Regions from separate parts of the Homo sapiens genome. Here region 2 is linked to region 1. The links are chromatin contacts, found by Hi-C in ENCODE. All regions are on one chromosome and are shown on one strand. The core of a region is the stretch at or near the end of the contact, and the rest is flanking DNA. Distances in the headings are between cores, read along the strand shown. Region 1 holds the start of SLC25A46 (solute carrier family 25 member 46). Region 2 holds the start of ATG12 (autophagy related 12).

The links. A loop is a pair of places that touch in the nucleus more often than their neighbours do. Pooled maps may share reads with other maps.
Region 2: a loop to region 1 is called in a map of CD4-positive, alpha-beta T cell, with 6 times the contacts of the local background. The contact joins the promoter of ATG12 here to the promoter of SLC25A46 in region 1. A Hi-C loop is called at or near these places in 2 of 168 maps with a recorded cell type or tissue (CD4-positive, alpha-beta T cell and naive thymus-derived CD4-positive, alpha-beta T cell), 1 of 37 single-sample maps with no recorded cell type and 10 of 50 pooled maps.

Annotation. Positions count from the first base shown.
Region 1 is chr5:110,735,721-110,742,645 of GRCh38, forward strand. SLC25A46 (solute carrier family 25 member 46) reads left to right here and starts at 3,287. Exons shown (of 8, transcript NM_138773.4): 1 at 3,287-3,682; 2 at 6,327-6,369. The coding sequence starts at 3,400. It also overlaps a transcript of TMEM232 not described here. RefSeq lists enhancers at 2,870-2,919, 3,170-3,299, 3,310-3,379, 4,624-5,125, 5,126-5,625.
Region 2 is chr5:115,840,315-115,847,239 of GRCh38, forward strand. It overlaps ATG12 (autophagy related 12), which reads right to left and starts at 1,251. Exons shown (of 4, transcript NM_004707.4): 1 at 1,076-1,251. The coding sequence starts at 1,238. AP3S1 (adaptor related protein complex 3 subunit sigma 1) reads left to right here and starts at 1,621. Exons shown (of 6, transcript NM_001284.4): 1 at 1,621-1,792. The coding sequence starts at 1,724. RefSeq lists enhancers at 114-614, 618-1,519, 908-1,207, 1,218-1,267, 2,258-2,467 and silencers at 1,498-1,877, 1,978-2,167.

The sequences.
Region 1 (6,925 bases), core at 2,037-4,536:
CTTGCTGTCTGTCTCCCAGCTGTTAAGTCATAAGGACATTCAAGATGTTCTATGAACTTCATGTGGCAAGGAATTGAAACCTCATTAACAGCAATCAGCAAGAAATAAAGACATTCTTTCTATAGCTGTCTGAGTAAGAGATCTTAGAAGGGGATCCTCCAGCCCTAATCAAACTCAGTCATGTCTAAAATGACTGCATTCCAAGTAGAAGTCTTAACTAGAACCTCATGGGAAACCTAAGGCAGAACTATCCAGCGAAGCCACTCTGAAATTTTTAAATTACAGAAACTATGAGATATTAAATGTTGTTTTAAGCTGCCCAATTTGTTATGGGGGTAATTCATTGTGCCACAATAGAAACTAATACAAACATTCTGTTGTTTTCATAAAATGCATTGGCCACTTTATAAATTCATGTTTTAATTCCTGTGTTATGAGTTTCTCAAACTAGTTTGAAGCAATAAACTCTGGACGATTTCAGCATAATTATTTTAGAAATATTTTGGAGAAATACAGGATGATAGAGCTTTCATAGTGCTCTAGAGACTACTGATTAAATGATATGAACAGATTTAGTAATCTAGAAAGATCTTTATTGCTGTGTCTGCCCATAACCAAATTTGCTCTAATTTTTTTCTAAAATAATTTTTCTTCTTACAAAAAAAAGCTAAGTTTTTAGAGCAATTAAATAAAAAGTGAAACTATGCAAGCCCGTGCTCAGACATAATACTATCATTTTAGCACATTCTTCTATTGTGTATCTTTAGTAGAATTTTTAAAAGGTAAGTTCATACTGTACATGTTTTAAATTGAACATGAATATTTTCATGTCATTTAATACTCATCTCTAATGTAATCTATAAACATCTTCACTCTAAACCCTTCTCATCTCCATTACACTATCACTCGAGATGAAATTATTACTATTTTTTGCCTCAGCTGCTTGCCTTTAGTAGGTGGAAGCCTTTACTCTTCCCCATACAGAGCCAGGTGGATTCCTATAAAACATCAATACAGTCACATTACTCCTCTACTCTCAAAAAACCTAAATTTTGTTCACCACCGACAAGGCTTTGCAAGATCTGGCACCTAGCCTCCTTTCAGCTCTCATTTCCTATCACTTTCACCCTTTCTCACTGGCTACCTAGTTTGCTATCGGGGCGTTTCTCTTGCTCAGCTCTGCCTGGAAAACTTCTCCCACATATTCACAAATGGCTCACTCCCTCACTTCATTCAGTTCTCTGCTCAAAGGTCACTTCTTCAGAGAGGACTTCCTTATTCTAAAAAAAAAAAAAAAAAGCTTCCTTTATTGCTCACTTAGGCTTTTTTAATACAATCATGTCATTATTTGACATTGCACTATATTTGACAGGATATATTTATCTGTTCTTTGTCTCCCTAAACTAGAATGTCAGTTCTAACAATGCAAGCACCTTGTCTGGCTTATTTATCATTCTATCCTTATTGCTTAAAATAGTATCTGACACGAGATAGGTGCTTAATAAATATATTTTTGTTAAACAACTGTATGGATATACACTTTAAATAATAAATTATTAATCAATAATAATTATTTGATATTTGCATTCCTGCTTATTTTTTTCCTATTATGAGCAAGCATGCCATAAACATATGTATGTTATCCATGCCAGAAACATGTAAAAAACCCCTATATTTGTTTTCTAAGATTTTGGAGTCAAAAAATATGGTTATTTTTACAGTTTTTGATACATAGTGCCAAACTGCTCTCCATCAGAAAGTTATGTTTTATATCACTTCAGAAATTAATGAAAGCTACTTTCTTCTCACCTGGAAAGACAATGTGCATTTTCCCTTTTAAACACCTTAATACGTGAAAGATAATTAAGATTTACCTTTTTTCAATTAGTAAAGGACTTTTTATATGATATTATCTATTTACACTTCCTTTTTTTGTATGAATTGCCTCTACATGTCCTTTGCTCATATTTCTGATTTGCCTTTATTCATTGGTATGAACTCTTTGTACATTAAAGCTACTGTTCCATTGTTTAAACCATGTTAAAATGTCATTTTTCTGTTTGTGATTTGCCTTTCAATTGTGATTACTATATATTTTAAAATTTACTATATGGACATTTAAATTTTATACAGTCAAGAGACTCAACACCTTTGCCCAAGCTGCATCGCAATCAAATTTAAGAATGTCAATTCGTTATTTAAAAATGTTAATTATACATTTTAATGTACGCTATCAAAATATCTCATGTAACCCATAAATATATACACCTACTATACACCCATAAAAAATAAAAAGTGATAAAACCACAGAAAAAAATGTCAGTTCAATCAAAACAAAGTTGATTATCACTCTCAATCAAGGTTCGCATCTGGAAGATCGAGAACTGCACGTCAGAGTTCTCTTGGAAAAGCTCTAGGAATCCTGGGCTTCCAACGAGTTGAAGGAACATAGGATGAAACCATGGAAGTCTTCCTCAGATCTGGGGAGGGAGCCTGGCCCAAGAGCCCGTGGAGCTAATGAAAACAGGTAGTAGGGGACGCTCTACAGTAGTCCTCTCAGTTATTCAATTAGAGGTCCCAATTTTGAACGATATAACTGGGATTTCAATACCCTGAGTGATTTAGACACATCAGAAAAAAATACGACAGAAAACTATAGTTTCTTTACAGCCTTAGAAAAGGAAAACGCGTAATTTCTAACTCCAGGAGGACAGTATTCGAGTACGTGGGTTTCTTTCACCCCCGACGTGCACTTCAACTTTTAAAATGCTTGCTCTGGTGGTCCACAGTACTTTCGCGTTCACTGGGCGGTACCATATCTCTCAATAGATTTGATCCAAAACCCCAAGTGCGGGAGACAAAGCTAGGTGGAACGTTATTAACCCTCCACAACTCCAACCTCTACTAGCTTCCTCGGAGCAGGCGAGGCACCAGGCCCGTGAGAAAACACTGAGATCTGGGGCGTAGCTGTGACATGGGGTATTTCTGGCCGGGATCTCACCGGGTAGGCTCCACCCGCGGGTTATCGGCTCCCTCCAAGAAGCATCTTTGAACTCCTCCCATGCAGGCCCTATTCCTACACCAGTTCTCTTTCTGGAATCTCTTTGGTACTGTGTTTCATTAATCCCACAACCATATTCCCACCTATTCCCTAACGACAACAAACTTTTAAGGTCCAGGTTACCGCCGCGTCTCCCTAGCAACCGTGCCCTTTAATGGTTGCCGGAAGAGGCTATAATCACGTGCTCCGAAGACTTCCGGGTTTCCAACGTGACTTCCGGTTGTCAGAATTTACCCCTGACGCGGCGGCGGCCGACGGGAAGCTGTGTGTGCTTAGGTCGTGGTGGCCCCGGTGGTGGTGGGCTCCGGGCGGGCTCGCGTCATCCTGCCCCCGCTGCGATGCATCCGCGGCGCCCGGACGGATTTGATGGCTTGGGCTACCGGGGTGGTGCCCGGGACGAGCAGGGCTTTGGCGGCGCCTTCCCTGCAAGGTCCTTCAGCACCGGGTCGGACCTGGGCCACTGGGTGACGACTCCCCCAGATATCCCCGGCAGCCGCAACCTGCACTGGGGCGAGAAGAGCCCGCCCTACGGCGTGCCCACCACCTCCACCCCGTACGAAGGCCCCACGGAGGAACCCTTTTCCAGTGGCGGCGGCGGCAGTGTGCAGGGGCAGAGCAGTGGTGAGAAGCATGGGGACCGACACAGGGATGAGGGGTTACTGGGGCCGCGGCTTGCGGCCTGCAGACCCCGGAAGCGGCGCAGAGGATCCCGCCTCCTATTCCTTCTCATCCTATCGCGCGCCACACCCTTTGCCCTCCTTTGGTCCTCTGCCCCTGAGGCTGGCCTCCTCTTCCTCACAAACGAATTCTCCTGGATCAACTCCAAAAAAGACATCTGCCTTAGCTATGGGGTGCATAGCAGGAATTTTTAGAGGTTTTGGTGTCTCAACTGATGGTCTGAGTTAAAAAGGAGATTGGATTATTAACTGTTCCCTGATTCACTTTGGCAGCTCTATTTTCTTGATTTAATTAATTAATTAATGTGTTTACTTGTAGTTTTGTGTTCTGAAAAGAGAAGCCTTTCAGCATAAGCATACTTGGGTTCAAACTTGGTTGTGCCACTCGTAATCTGAACAACTTAACCTCTGTGAGCCCTCAGTTTTCTCATCTTTAAGATGTGTAGAAGAATCCTGTATGGGACACATAGGCTAAAAAAAAAAAGTTTCCTTCCTTTTCCTTTTTGAACACAGGAGTTTTGTCTGCTTTTCAGATCCCCAGTCTAGAAAGTTTCCTTCCTATAATTTTCCTTTCTGCTTTCCTTCTGCTGACCTAAAAACTACATATAAAAGTTAGAAACACTGATACAATTTCAAGATAGGACTTCGGAATCATGACATAATTATTCTCCATGGGATGTCAGAAAAGCTGCAACACTGCATGATGTAGATATTTTCAACATCCTTTTTTATTCATAAAATGTGAATAATGGCTACCTCTTTCTATTCTTCTGGAATTGTTAGAATAATAGATTAATGGTATTAATATTAAATTTATTGTAGAAATCAGCTTTATTCTTATTTCCTCGACTTTGACTTGGAAGTACAATAATATTTAACTAAGAAGAACAGACTAACGAATGTCTAGTGAGTAAATGAGGATGTGAAGAAAGATAGATGACTTACCTAGCTAATTGTCATACAATTAGCTTTTTGACTCTTCCCGGTTTAAAGTTATGCTTTGGTGGTTACAATGAGGAGGAGTTCCTTGACACAAGCAGGGGTTTATTTTGCAGCCTTAACAGGTGGGTGAATGTTAATTTTGCAACAAAGATAGACACCTAAGAGACTTACACAGTAAACAAGATTAAACCTTCCTAACACCTTCCAGAAAATGCTAGTAGCATTTTCTGTTGCTATTTGGGGATGATCTATACATACAAAATGGGTAAGGCCGGGCGTGGTGGCTCACGCCTGTAATCCTAGCACTTTGGGAGGCCAAGGCGGGCGGATCACGAGGTCAGGAGATCGAGACCATCCTGGCTAACACGATGAAACCCCGTCTCCACTAAAAAATAGAAAAAATTAGCCGGGCGTGGTGGCGGATGCCTGTAGTCCCAGCTACTCGGGAGGCTGAGGCAGGAGAATGGCGTGAACCCGGGAGGCGGAGCTTGCAGTGAGCCGAGATCGCGTCACTGCACTCCAGCCTGGGCGACAGAGCGAGACTCCGTCTCAAAACAAACAAAAAAAGGTAAAATCTAAGGTAAAAGTACCGTAGGTGGGTAAAAGAAGCTTTCTATTTAGCTTATACATTTTTCTAGGGTAAACTGCGTAATTTCCCAGGAACATGCTTAGGTGGCCTTGTTCTGATTGAAAGGGAATAGTGAGGGCAGTTGCTTCACTTGAAAGAGAAGAGGAGAGAAAGAATTGTAACTTGTGAATATTGTATTATAGTTAGAATTTGATGTCTGGTCCCCTGGGGTTGTAATAGTTCACCACTATGACTTTGAGTTTAGTCAAGAAGAAAGGCTTTTCTCTTTTGACATATGCATAGGAATGTTCCCAGCTGTGAACTTTTCCAGTAACATAACAGACATACCATCTGTAGTAGCATTTAGGTATCCAGTAACCTACTCCAATTAATTAAACAGCTAGCCTCAAACTATTTAAAACTTGAAGAGATGGGGGAGAGCTGTATTTACCCATTTTGGTTATCCCTAAGTACCCTTTCAAGTTAATAATTTAGAGGTGCTTTACTTGTAGTTATTGGTTTAATAAAGTGCTCTCCGTCAGTAACAGTGAATAACTAGTTTTACAGCATAAGAGGTAAAGTCGCAGGTGGAATATCAGCTGCGGCCAACCATGGAAAATTTTTTATTTGATTGGAATCAGAAGCTGAAAACTGGTAGCCCTTAGGTTCTGTCCGGATATTTGTTTCATTAGGCCAAGACAATGTGTTAACAGTTTTTGAAATAGTTGTCCAGGACTTTAAAATTGGAAGCTTTTATATAAAATGAGAATATCTTTTTTTGAAAAAATTACAACTTCAAAACCCTGGGCCCACACTCTAATGTGGCAACAATGAATTGGAGTGAAAGCGTAATTGTGCTTTAAACACTCTACACCTTGCAATTTGCCACAGACCCCAGCAGAGTCCTTCATTCATTTAAATTATTTACCTGGCCCCTATCAGAATTTGACTTTGAGGTTTAAATGAACAGCAGGTTAATAAAATAAATTTTTTAAAATTGTTTTGAGACTAAACCTAAATTGTCAGTAATTGGTTATCAGTAATCTTATTTTTTTATTTCTATTTTTTTTTACTTTAGAACAGCTGAATAGATTTGCTGGATTTGGTATTGGACTTGCAAGGTAATGTTTTATCTAAAGACGTTTACAGCTTTTATTTATTGAATTTAGAGTTTTTCTTTAATTTACAATATTAAATGATTATTATTGCTTCCTTTAGGTTGTTTCTTTGAAGCAGCAGCTTAAATTTTGAATAATATTTTGCAGAAAAAAAATGACCATTATTTAAAATATATAATTTGATAGTTTTTCCAGTAAGGATAGACTAGTCATCCAATTTTATAAACACAAAGTAATTTTGTAATGAGTATTGTAACTGTTTTCATGGGTCTATCCAAAAAATAAAATGAAGTGTAATCTTATCTCTCTCCCATCAAAATAATAATTTAGAATGGGGTTCATGAAGATCAAATGGCTCTGCTGATAAGAACTTTTTTCATAGGACATTTTCTGAAAGAAAAATTACATGGCATTTAATGATGCCATGTAACTGACGTGTCATTTCCCACATCAAACATACAGTGATCTAGTTTCATTTTATACCGTAGATATTAATATTGTGTATTATATATTGTTTCCCTTACTTACCTGTTTGCAGATCTGGTTTTCATTCTTTTCA
Region 2 (6,925 bases), core at 1-2,500, 5.1 Mb after region 1:
GAGGCGGAGTTTCGCTCTTGTTGTCCAGGCTGGAGTGCAATGGCGAGACCTCCGCCCACTGCCACCTCCGCCTCGCGGGTTCAAGCGATTCTCCTGCCTCAGCCTCCCGAGTAGCTGGGATTACAGGCGCGCGCCACCACACCCATCTAACTTTTATATTTTTAGTAGAGATGGAGTCTTACCATGTTGGCCAGGCTGGTCTCGAACTCTTGACCTCAGGTGATCCACCCGCCTCAGCCTACCAAAGTGCTGGGATTACAGGAGTGAGCCACCGCGCCCGGCCAGAGACCACTGTCATCTTAAGACAGAACGGGGAAAACGTCTAAGGACGAAATCAGCCTCTCTGAATCGAGGATGCTTATATGCTGCTTTTCCCATAGGCAACTCTAACTCTAAACAGAGTGCTTTAGAACACGTAATTTTAGCAATCTCTTTTACAAAGGGAAACATTCTCAAGCAATAAAGGGTTGAGGATAGCTGACTCAAGCAATGAAATAACTCACAAAGGTTCCAAAATGTGTTTCTTAAAAAGGTAACATCTATGCCTTTAGCTTTCCCTTAGCAGTCTTCATTCTGCATAAGAATTTGGTTTTTGGTTTAAGGAGTGAATTCACAACCAACTGGGAGGGGGAAAAAAGCAAAAGCGAGTTAAGTTGGAAGGCATGAATTCTAATCCAGGCTTTGCCAATGACCACCCCTACCACCATAAAACATTACTCAAATAATTAGCTCCTGTGTTAAGTACCTGGAATTACCGAGACCCCCCTCCCCCCGCCCCACTCAGCTCCCTCCCTCCTTCAAAGAGCTCGCAGTCTGGCCAACTCAAAAAAATACAGTATAAAAATAAGTGTGGCAGCCAAGTATCAGGCCCTACACCGATAGACAGAGATGGTATTTTAACACTCAACTTAAAGGCCTTAAAAATCAAAAAGTACACTTCTTTTCTTCTGATGACTGGTCAAAATGCAGGTCTAGGACAGGCGCTCCTCTAAATTTTGCTTCTTTACTGGCCGCCACCCCTACTCGGATGCAATCTGAACCTCCCGCCTCTCTGCCCGGAAATAAATTCAGTTACTTTTTTTCTTGGTGTCGCCAGCAGGTTCCTCTGTTCCCGGGGAAACTGCAGCGGAAGACGGGGGCTCCGGGGTGGTTGTTTCTGGGGAGACATCCGTAAGTCCTTCCCCTCCAGCAGCAATTGAAGTAGGAAGCTGCAACACAGACTGCGGCTCCTCCGCCATCTTGCTTGGAGACACTCGAGAGCGGAAGTAGCGACTGAGCGCGTGCAGTGGGCGTGCTTTTCTCCAGGGAGCGTCGCAAAGGAGGCGCCGGAGTAGGGGGACGCAATTACACAGTGAAACTTGGTGTTCCCGGCTAGTCATTCAAATCGAAGCTGTCGCAGACCTCTGAACGTTAGTAACGCAACATGTGTTTCTCCGCGACTACAGACCTCGGGAGAGGAGCGGTGGGCAACGTGTCTGTGCTCGGTCGAATGCGCACACTCCAGTTAGGCCGCTGGCTCGGACCTAGAAATGTTTCCGCTTTCCTTAGTGCCTGCCCCGCCCAGGCCCCGCCCCTTGGGCCCCGCCCGACGGCTCGGGAGCGCGCGCGGTCGCGTGCGGGAGGGGGCGGGTGGGGAAGGATCGCAGGCGAGATTACGAGGCGAGGCTCGCGCGCCCGCCCCCGCCCTGGCCCCCAGTGCCCACCCGGTCGGCCCGGCACAGCCATGATCAAGGCGATCCTAATCTTCAACAACCACGGGAAGCCGCGGCTCTCCAAGTTCTACCAGCCCTACGTGAGTATCCAGCCGCCGCTGATCCGGGCGAGGGGGAGTCGTTGGCGACGGGCAGCGCCCAGCGCGGCTTTCTCAGAGCGACCCCCTCCGGCGCGCTGCGGCCCTTGTCCCGTCCCGGCCGCCTGGCGCTCGCCAGCTGTCAGCCTCCTGGTGGGTGTGGACAGGGTGCCCACCTCCCTGCCGCGCGGTCAGCCACCGACGTGGCTTTGCCCGGGCGGTTCCTCCGCCCGTCGGTGGGCTGCATGCTTTCCTGGCTGCGCGGGCGAGGCCCTGGAGACTTCCCGGGGCCCGGCCCTCGCCGATCGGGCAGCCGCAGCCCAGCCGCGCCGCGGAGCCCTGCGCCCAGTCCCCAAGAGCCCACCCCGCGCGGCTGCCTTCCTGCCGCCCGCGGCTGCAGTTAGCCCGGGAGGAGGAAGACGGCGTGGAACTCGTTCTTCTCGCCCCCCTCCGCCGACTCCCATCCTTTCCAGGTGGACTTCTTTCTGTTCTTTGGACAGATGGGCTACCGTTTTTCACTGTGGTCCTCTCATAGCACAGGAACTTTGGCTTCCTGCGTTTGATAACTGCACGTTCTGTACAGTCTCTCTTCTGCATGTTTCGATACGTGACAGACTGCCCAGTGTGACTTTCAGGTGTCTCCTTATTGAAAAGGAAGATATGTGAGGACCTAATATTTTTATCAGGCTTTTTACCAGCTGGCTGCAAATTATTTACCCTCGAAGTAACCGGCGACGTTTGTAGTTGACTGATTGGAGCTGTGGTTCTATACCTAAAAGTTATGATTTCAGCTTCTGGTTTGGCATTTTTCCACGTATGGGAATTTGCCCTCATTTATAGTTTTTTTCTATTTATGAAGAATAGTAGCATTTGTAGAACTTCTCTTTTAACGTGTAAATACTGTTTAGTATGGACAAGTGCAGGAGGCATTAAGGTAGTAGAGATAAGTGATTTGTTGATGATCGAGGAAGGGTTTTATAGAGTTATGTGCTTACCTGAGGGCAGAATTCGCTAGCTGAAACACATAAAATTGGACTCCCAGTGGTAGGATTAATGTGAGGTATAACTGTTGTGTGGTATTGTGGCACTTTGCTTATAGCAAGAAATGAGCTTTCAATTCAATTTTGAAATTGTGCCAAGGCTAACACTTTTATGCAGATAAGTCCCAGATGGAAATCAATCTTGCCATTACAAAGTAAATGTGAAAATGTCAGTTTGCCTAAAATGATAATGCAGTCTGGAGGTGTTAGTTGAAGTGAGAAATCTTGAGCTTATTCTTCATTTTTTTCAGTTGTTTTGCTTTTGCTAGCTATAAAGAATATTTTCTGCTACTCGTGTGTGGTTTTAATTTAGTATAACTTCAATACTAATGGTCTGTTTAAAAATTCTACATCATTCTTTAATCCAGATTAAATTCTAGTTGATCCTCCCGAATGGGAAAAAATGCCATTAACTTTACCTGTTTGTTAAAATATAGTACCAGCCTTTATTGAAGGAGTCTTTGTCATAACCATTTTGCCAGTGTCATCCATTTGCAGTGTAAAAAAGGTATGTTGCAATAGTAAAACAATTCAAAAAATTATTTTTCCATATCTAAACTTAAGCAATATTAAAAATAGTGGGTTTCCTGGCTAATCCATGTAATCGGTGTATACTACTCGTATAGTGTATAATTTAACTATCTATTGAAAAATGCATTTAATTTAGAAACTCAGAAATCTGTCTTTCCCTTGTCCAAAAGTGGGAACAGAAGTATTGTTTACCATCACTTACTAGGTAGCAGTGACGGTTAATGTGGGAAGTGGCAGTTTTGGCAGGAGTGGCAGCTCTGGTGGCATTTTTGGCCATTGTATGAGTGACAGTGCCACTGAGGGCACAGAGCTAGAAGATATAAAAAGAAGAATCTGGTGGTCACTGGCCGTTTATAGGTGGAGTATGAGAAGTTGTTTCTGTGTTTTAAGTTTCTATAAGTTGGGTTTTGCCGAGTGTTTTTTTGTCTTTCAGGAATAATTTAAGATTATTTATTTATACATTTGCTTCCTCCACTAGACCATAACCTTTTTGAGGGCAGTTATTTTTTTTCAGTCATTCATTCCATCAGTTTGTCAACGGATAAATTTAATTTATGCCTACCATGTGCAGGCACTGTTTTAAAATCTGAAGATGAACAGATAACTTTCGCTCTTGTGTGAGGAACATAGCACTATTAAGGAGTAGGCTGTATTATAGCATGCCAGATAGTATTACGTGCTGTGGAAAAAAAAATAAAGCGGGTAAGAGTCTTAGAGAGTGAGAGGATGACAGTTTAAAATAGGGTAGTCTGGTAAGTTCTCACTGAGAAGGTGGCATTTGAGCAAAGACTTGAAGGAGGTAAGAAAGGCAGCCTTGCAGATATCTGGGGGAAGAGCATCCCGGGTAGAAGGAGCAGCAAATGCAAAAACCCTGAGGAGAGCGCCTGTTTGAAGAACCCCAGGAACTTGTACATAGCAGGAGCAGACTGTGTAAGGGAACATTAGTTGGAAGTGTCTGTTTGTGTAGGGCGTCATTCTATTCTTGCTGCCTGGAATGTCCTTCCTTTCCATTGCCACGTGTACAAATTCAACCCCTTGTTCTAGGCCCAGCACAAACATCACCTAAACATTCCGTGAAGCCTTTGATCTTGCTCAAAGCCTCCTCCTGGTTTTTAGGATTTTTTTCATCTTTGTTATGACACAGTATTCTCGTTCACAGCCTATAATTCCTCGTGGCAGCCATCCTATAGAATACTTGAAGGAACGTATCAGATTTTAGGTATATTTTTGTCATTCTAAGCAGTCAACACTGAGTCTTGAACATAGAAAACTCTCTAACTCTTTGCTAAATGCATTTATTTAGAATCTCCTAGCTTGGGATAGAGTTGGGATTAGTTAACTTGCTGAGTTTCCTTCTATCTCTTAAAATGTAGTCCTTCACTAACTAGAGGTTTTAAGAATCTCTGCCTTTAGCATAAAAGTAATGATGGCATATGTGTTACTCAGCTGTTTCTGTTTTAAGGGGTCTCTAAGAAGTATATGTCCAATATGAATAAAAATATTGAGTTTAATTTATTAAACAATATCTAGAGGTGTGACTGAGCTAACAATTCCATATACTGGCAGGATGCTGAGGTTTGAGTCCAACAGTAATCGTTTAACACTGAGCAGTTTAAAAAATGTTTAACCATTTGCCAACAAGTTTATCCTACTGCACTTCATTTTCATTCCTCATTTATCTCCCTCAAATATAACAACTTACATATTCATCTCTGCCCTTTAACAGTGCACATTTCCATTTCATGCTGTAATAGATTGTTAGATTCGATTGTGGCTCCAAGCTGTTATATGTGAGAAATAGGAAGTTGCGCACCTGTTTTGCTAAACAGAAGTTTTGGTTCATTCTGCTAGAGTCAGACATTACGAATTCAAGTGTGGGCTGGGTGCCATGGCTCATGCCTGTAATCTCAGCACTTTGGGAGGCCAAGGCAGGCGGATCACCTGAGGTCAAGAGTTCAAGACCAGTGTGGCCAACATGGTGAAACCCCATCTCTACTAAAAATACAAAAATTAGCCAGGCATGGTAGCGCACGCCTATAAGTGCAGCTACTCGCTCGAGGCTGAGATAGGAGAATTGCTTGAACCTGGGGAGGTGGAGAATGCAGTGAGCTGAGATCGTGCCACTGCATTCCAGCCTGGGTGACAGAGTGAGACTCCATCTCAAAAAAAAAAAAAAAAAAAAAAAAAAAAAAAAAAAAAATTCAAGTCTGGACTCAAAATGCATCCCTTTTCGTTTTTGCCTTCTATATCCTTGGTCTATGACTGCACAAATTCAAATGTTTTGCTTGGTTTGTCTTTTTAAGTTGATACTTAGCTTCAGCGACTTGACAACAGTAACCTTTAGTCTTTTAATACTTACCTGACAGTATTTGTGCATTACTGTAAATAACTAATGAGACTTATATTTTATAAACTAAATATATTTTTACATAGCTATCAAACAAAAAAATCCCTTCGGTTGTGATTCCATAGTGTATCCTCTGGTGAATTACTTTTAAAAAATTTTTCTTTTTTTATAGAGAAAAGGTCTCACTATGTTGCTCAGGCTGGTCTTAACCTCCTGGCCTCAAACACTCCTCCAGCTTTGGCTTCCCAAAGTGCTGGGATGACAGATCTGAGCCACCATGCCTGGCCTGTGAATTACTTTTATAAAGTGGAAATGTCTTTCTTTTGTGTGAATTATCTTAGTTGTTTCTTCAGATATAAAATACTGTGTGTATGTATGCATGTGTGTGTACACACCACACACATATTAAGTGCAAGCAGGAAAAATTTCAAATTAACCTATATGAGTTGCCTCAATTTTTTTAATAAACTGTATTTAATTAAACTGTTAACCAAATGCAAGCCTTAGGAGGAACTCTAAGATTCTTCTTTCTCGTTTTTTTTTTTTTTTTTAAATCTTAACATAAAAATACAAAGTGTTGAAAGTATAGATAACTTCTTTTTTCTTTTAAAAATATCCCTTAAAAAGATCCATCCATGTTCACTCATGTCTTTTTTTAGTGACTATTAAGACGTTGTGGCAGATGGGATAATTAAACTTATGTCTGTGATCAAGATAGAATTATCAACACTCCTGAGTATGAGGGTGTTAACACATACTAACACACGGCATTTCAGCTTTTTGTTAAGAAGAAAATTCCATACGATTTGGTTTCCTTCCATATTAGTTATAATGCGTTTGTCTGCATAAATTGGGTTTTATGTAGCCTGACTCAAGTGCTTGGAAAGAACTATGTTAGGTACATTATAGGAAGTGCAGAGTAGTAGACCGATTCCAAAAGTATTTGATTCAGCAAATCAATGACTTTATTGTAGATCCAATTTCTTTCTCTTTCTCTGCTTTACTCATCACAAAATTACTATTATCCAAAGGCTGTTTTTCTCCTTTGGTAATCAGTTCAATTCAGAAAGAGACAACCATCTGTTTCTGCAGTCCTGGACTGTGTCTTTCCCTTCATTCTGGTTAGACCCACCCAAGACCAATATTCTTACCCTAATCAACATCCAACTTTGGATTGGAGCTGAAGATGAGAGTGAAAACGGGAATAAAATGGATATT